2 separate regions of the Homo sapiens genome follow, and region 2 is linked to region 1. Evidence: chromatin contacts called from ENCODE Hi-C data. All regions are on one chromosome and are shown on one strand. The core of a region is the stretch at or near the end of the contact, and the rest is flanking DNA. Distances in the headings are between cores, read along the strand shown. Region 1 holds the start of RTRAF (RNA transcription, translation and transport factor). Region 2 holds the start of CNIH1 (cornichon family member 1).

The links. Hi-C counts contacts between places; a loop is a spot of excess contacts on that map. Pooled maps may share reads with other maps.
Region 2: a pooled map shows a loop between it and region 1 (4-fold over the local background). The contact joins the promoter of CNIH1 here to the promoter of RTRAF in region 1. A Hi-C loop is called at or near these places in 4 of 50 pooled maps.

Annotation. Positions count from the first base shown.
Region 1 is chr14:51,988,065-51,990,995 of GRCh38, forward strand. It overlaps RTRAF (RNA transcription, translation and transport factor), which reads left to right and starts at 1,482. Exons shown (of 8, transcript NM_016039.3): 1 at 1,482-1,636. The coding sequence starts at 1,576. LOC105370497 (a long non-coding RNA gene) reads right to left here and starts at 2,520. Exons shown (of 3, transcript XR_007064166.1): 1 at 2,455-2,520; 2 at 1-625. RefSeq lists enhancers at 1,267-1,561, 1,902-1,961.
Region 2 is chr14:54,439,919-54,442,849 of GRCh38, forward strand. It overlaps CNIH1 (cornichon family member 1), which reads right to left and starts at 1,456. Exons shown (of 5, transcript NM_005776.3): 1 at 1,329-1,456. The coding sequence starts at 1,409. RefSeq lists silencers at 930-979, 990-1,349, 1,390-1,659 and enhancers at 1,065-1,863, 1,740-1,799.

The sequences.
Region 1 (2,931 bases), core at 232-2,731:
CTCCTGGGCTTGAACTATCCTCCCACCTCAGCCTCCCAAAGTGCTGGGACTACAGGCATGAGCTTCTGCACCTGGCCTGTACTTCTTTGTAGTACATTTTATATTTCTTGTAATTCACTTACTCTTTCTAACTCCAGATTATAAGTATTTATTTACACATCTATATTTGTCATTATACTTAAACTTCCTGAAAATAGAGACTGTAGTTTACTCATTTGTATGCTCCTCAGATCCTAAGTGTTTAATTAAAATCTTAATTAATGAAATGAAATGAAACGTACATAGTTGGCTTACCCCCAAGAATTTCAATAGCTCCCCTTAGCTTGCCATGAGAGGCTTTTCCTTATCAGAGCCCTGCCTTTGTCTATAGTCTTATCAGCTGTCATTCCCTCTCACCCTCCAGCCCCTATAAGCTCTAGTCCCTCTGGGCCATGCTGTTGCTCATTTCTTGCCTTTATACATCCTCTTCCCTCAAACTAGGTTACCCTTTTGACTGCATGGTGAATGCCTCACCATCTTCAAGCCTTAGTTTATACTTATCTGTTTATTGTTTCCCTCATTAGCCTTTTAAACTCCATGAAAATAGGGGCCTGGTCTGTCTTGTTCACTGCTCTCTCTCCACTGTCTGAAAAGCAAGTAGAGACTGGATCAGGAAAGATCTTAAATACAATAAGGAGTTTTGATTATTTCTAGGGGGTAACCAGGAACCACTAAAACATAAGCAGAGAAAGTTATGTACAGGTTTTTGCTTTAGAAAAATCTCTCTCATCGCTGTATGGAGGAATGGTTTGGAGAACGCAGGACTGGCCCTAAGAAATCAATCAGATAATTAGAGTAAGCAAAAGTGATGAGGATCTGATCTGTGGCTGTATCAGTGGGGTCCGAAAGGAGGTGAGGGATTTGAGAGTTAGGAGAGACAGAATGGCAGGAATTGGTGACCTACTGGATGCTGTGACCGAGGGTGAGGGGGAGTGAGGGACGATCTCGGCTTCAGATTTCACTCTGGCTGAGGATATCTGGAACGATCGCATCGTATTAACAATTGTATGTTTACCTGTGGATCACTCCCAATTAGTCTGAAAGCATCTTACTATAGGGACCTTGCTTTGTAGTCTTTGTATTACCAGTGTTAGAAGAGCACCTGTTATGTAGGAGGAGTAATAAAATGAATGAATGCACTCAAAACACTAAACAGTAATTCTGTAATCCAACGGGAGGTACAGCGAATACCAAAAGCCTACATATACTATTCTCTGCATGCTATAGCAAGAAAGAAAGGAAAGTGGCTTCCCGGTGGTTTTCTGCCTATTGTACAACCAGGAAGCTGACAATAAAGTTTATTTGAGCGTCGACGTGCGCCGACGTGGCCCCGCCTCCCCAGCCGGAGCCGCGATTGGTGGGCATTTGCCGGCGGCCACCGCTTTTAAGCCACGATTGGCGAAGGCCGCCGTCATTTCGGAGCGACTCAGCGCCTGCCCGCCCTCTCGCCGCGTCGCCGGTGCCTGCGCCTCCCGCTCCACCTCGCTTCTTCTCTCCCGGCCGAGGCCCGGGGGACCAGAGCGAGAAGCGGGGACCATGTTCCGACGCAAGTTGACGGCTCTCGACTACCACAACCCCGCCGGCTTCAACTGCAAAGGTGAGGCGGCGGCCTCAGCCCGGCCGCGTGTCCCTGACCTGGGCGGAGGTCCCAGCCTCAGTGCCCGCACCCCACCTCCCCGTCGGGACCCTCGGCGGCCTGGTTTCCGCCGGCAGCCTCCGGGCCCCTCTCCTCTGGGTCGCCACGTACCTCGGCTCTTCGCCGCCCCTTCCCGCCTTTAAAGCCCTCTCACCTACTCCTGTCTCGGCATGTTACTTTCTGCACTTGCTTAACTCCAAGCATCACGTAACTACCTTCTCTGTACATAAAAGGGAGAGCATTCGTCTTTCTCACTCACTATTCAACTCCATGGTTCCCTGGGTAATTAGGCGATACCTTGAGCACCTGCTAATTATGGGCCAGCGCGGTGCTGGATTCTGAGGAAGGTGCTGAGTAACTTGAAGACTAGTTCACTGCCTGCCAGGAGCTAAAGGGACGAGGGGTGGAAGCAATCAGAACCCACTGAGCAGTTTGAGACAGTACACAATGAAATCAGGACCGATCACAGTGGGAGGGTAAGCGCGTGTAGTAACGGGCTAGTTGTGTTATGTGGTGTTGCAAAAAAGTTAATAGCAGATGAGTGGGAAGGTTGAATTGTGAATACAAAGGTATTTGGGATTTTACAGCATTAGAATTTTAAAAAGTAATAACGTTGCTACTCACTGTAACTAAACTGCTACCCACCACTACTCGTTTCCTTTGTATAGTTGTGGCCTGTGATAGACTGGTAAGTTTGAAAGTGATCAAGTATAACTTGTGATACTCAGACCACTGTGTAATTCTCAAGACCTTATAATGGAAGCTTGAATTTGACTCACAAATTGAAAATAATTTCTAAGCAGGATGACAGTGTTTTGTTGATCGCCTGTAGAAGCATATCAAATTATAATCTATTGTTTTTCTACTTTAACAAAAAAGTATCAGTGACAATAGAGCCTTGTTCTGGATTGGAATCTTTGAGTCTCAATGTTCTTATCTGTAAAATGGGATATTACCTACCTCAAAAGAGGTATGGGGAGGATTAAACGAAACAATTATGCACTTAATGTGCAGTTAACATTCCATGACAACAGTTGTCACAGTGTCTTTTTTGTCATTTAATTTCTTTTACTTATTATTTTGTTGTATATTTTACTTTATTACTTTGCTATAAATTTAACCTTGCCCTCCTTCCCCTTTCTGTCCGCAAAGGAACTGGAATATTAATATGTAACACTTAAATAGCAAAACTATGTGCCAGGCACTGTTTTTATCCGTATTTATTTTATTTAAGAAACTTCTTAAATAAAACAACT
Region 2 (2,931 bases), core at 206-2,705, 2.5 Mb after region 1:
ATTGTTCTTCCATCAAAGCAGGGCTGAAGATGCTCTTCAAATTACTGCTCCTACTGACAAGCATTCTGAGGTAGCAGTTATTTCCGACACAGTTAATAGCCTACATAAGTATTCCTGATTACAATAAGCAGTCAGGTCCTAAAATAATTGTAAACATAATCACACTGCTTAGCAAAAAGGAATGGATTTGTGATATGCTTCCACTTTCGAGACTTTTTTGCACAAGACGCTGCTGCTGTTTAATCATTCTGCCCCTCCGTATGTTTCATAGAAATCCTTGTTACTGGCATGATGAAACCTGACTTAAAATCTACGTAAGAGTGAACGCGGTCATTCAAATTAAAAGCAACATTCCAGAAGGCACTGGAATATGGGGAAAAGAGAAGCAAGTATGAGATAAATTTTTAATGAATGATTTCCAGAAGGCTCTCAAGGCTTTTAATTTTGTGCTAAAGCAACAGAAATTCTTATCTCTGTAGAACTATGTCACAGGGAACTTACGACTTTTTCCTTAGAGGGACCAGTAAGGCTGTGCTTCCACCCTGCAATAGTGATGATGATGTGTGTAACAGAAATAAATACTGCCCCAGAAAAGCTTAAGGTTTCTGAGCATCTCAAAATCAAATGAAAACTCCCTCTACTAAATCAAGCAATCCTGAATATAAGGGTGGCTTGGAAAGCTGCCTGTTGAAACTCCAGCGGTCAAAGTATGATTTGGGGGGGAAACGCGCACATGCAATCAACAAAGTAATCAATTGAACTTGCATCAAAGTTCACCAGGAAACAACAATCTGGAAAAAGAGAAAAAAAGTGATTTGATTTGAAGAGCACCGAACAAGTGCTGAAAAGTAGAGTTGGAAATTCACCCTAAGTAGGTTACATTTTGGCCACAGTTCTGTGGAAACCCTAAAAGAAAGTCAATCTGTATTAACAAAAATTCGGAAAACTTCATTCACACTACGGCCGTCCCACCGCGCTGTCGACATCCTCCCCGGGAATGCAGGGCCGCGGGCCGGCAGAGGTCGGTGCGAACGCAGCGCGGAACCGCGGGCGCCCGCCTGGACCGCGGCCGCCCCATCCAGTAGGGGAGGAGTAGCGGTGCGCGCGGCCTGTGCCGAGGCAACGCGGGCGCGTCCACCTGGCGACTGCGCGCCCCGGCTCCTCCAGTACCCGCGGCCCCCAGACCCCTCGCCGCGCGGCCCGTGCCAGCCGGGCCGCATCCCCGACGCGCAAAGCCCCGGCGGCCGTGGCGGCCCGGACCGCGGGCCCGGGGCGAAAAGAGGCTGTGTTGCCGCCTCGCCCTCCTTTCCCCAGCCCCAGCTACTCACGTGCCAAATGGCGAAGAAGATGAGCGCGGCAGTGAGCAGCAGCGCCAGCATGTAGCAGAAGGCCGCGAACGTGAACGCCATGGCTGGGGAGGAGGAGCGGGGAGCGGCGCCGTTGCCAGCGGAGAAAGGCGGCGCAGGGCCCTCTGGGTAAAACCATTCACTTCCCCCGGCCACAGCCGCGACCGCCACCGCTACCGCCGCGGCGCCAGCCCTCTCAGCGCGCCTGCGCACCAGCCCAGCCGCCCCGGCGCCCTCTGATGGCCGGAGTCTGCGTTGCACTGACATTGTCCGCACAGTTGTTGATTGATTTTTCCTTCCTTCTTGCGTTTATTCTTTCAACAAATATTTATTGAATGAATGCCTAGTTTGTTACAGGTACCGCGCTTCTCGCTTCAGATACAAAGATGAATAAGATAGTACCTGCACTGAAAGAACTTAGTATAGTGCCGGAAATGAACACCTAAATAAATAATTACGTTATTATAACCCCGTAAACGGATGTGTGTGGGATGCTCTGAAAGGTCAAAGAAGGACAGCCAGCCCGCCCTGGAGCATTTAGGCAGGATTCCTGCTGTAGGTGTTTCCTAAGTTGGCCTTAGATGATGATAAGTTCTCCAGGCAAAAAGAAGGTAGAACTGGCAGTCCAAGGAAACAGTTCAGAATGAGGAAACGCAACAGAGATGGAAAAAAGAAAAGAAAAATAAAGCTTCGTGTCTCAGGTGAAACCAGCAGCAATTCTGTATTAATGGAACCTAAGTGCAAGACAGTGGTGAGACTTAGAAATGAATTAGCAAGGGATCAGATCATAGAGGGCCTTATAATGCTTCATTACGGAGCTCAGACTTCTTATCCCATAAGCCCAAATTTTTTGCTCACCACACACAACTAGAAAGATTTTTTTCATTGCAACCCAGTGGAATATCATACAGACATCAAGTTATGAAGAGGTGGAAATCTAGTTATAGAGGCAAAGAAATATAGATATGACCAAAACAAAAATTTCACAAAACTGTACTAATGATCCATAAGTACTTTCCCTTCTCTCTTTTGCTACTTGTTTTTAATGCTGGTCTTAACACACAAAATTGATTCAAAATTGATTTAACTTTCCATTACAACCATTTTTAAAAGAAAAAAACTCTATTAACTGATTGCTGCTGATGGAAGAGAAAATCATTGAAGGCTTTTGAGCAAAAGAAGACCATGTTTAGATTTGCATTAAAGATCGTTCACCTAGCAAATTGCGTAGAATAGTTTAGAAGCAGGGTCTGTCCAGTGCTGTGCAATAGAACCTTCTGTGATGGTGAAAATTTTCGATACCTAAACATTGCCCAATACAGTAGCCACTAGCCACATGTGGCCATTGGGCACTTGTAAATTGTCTAGCATGACTGAGGAACTGAACTTTAAATTTCACATCACTTTAAGTAAAATGTGGCTAGTGTATTGGACAGTACAACCTGTACCACCAGGATTATGTGGCACCTGTGTGCAAATTATCAAGTTACTTTTGGCCAGGCACAGCAGCTCATGCCTGTAATCCTAACACTTTGGGAGGCCAAGACAGGAGGATCACTTGAGCTCAGGAATTCAAGACCAGCCT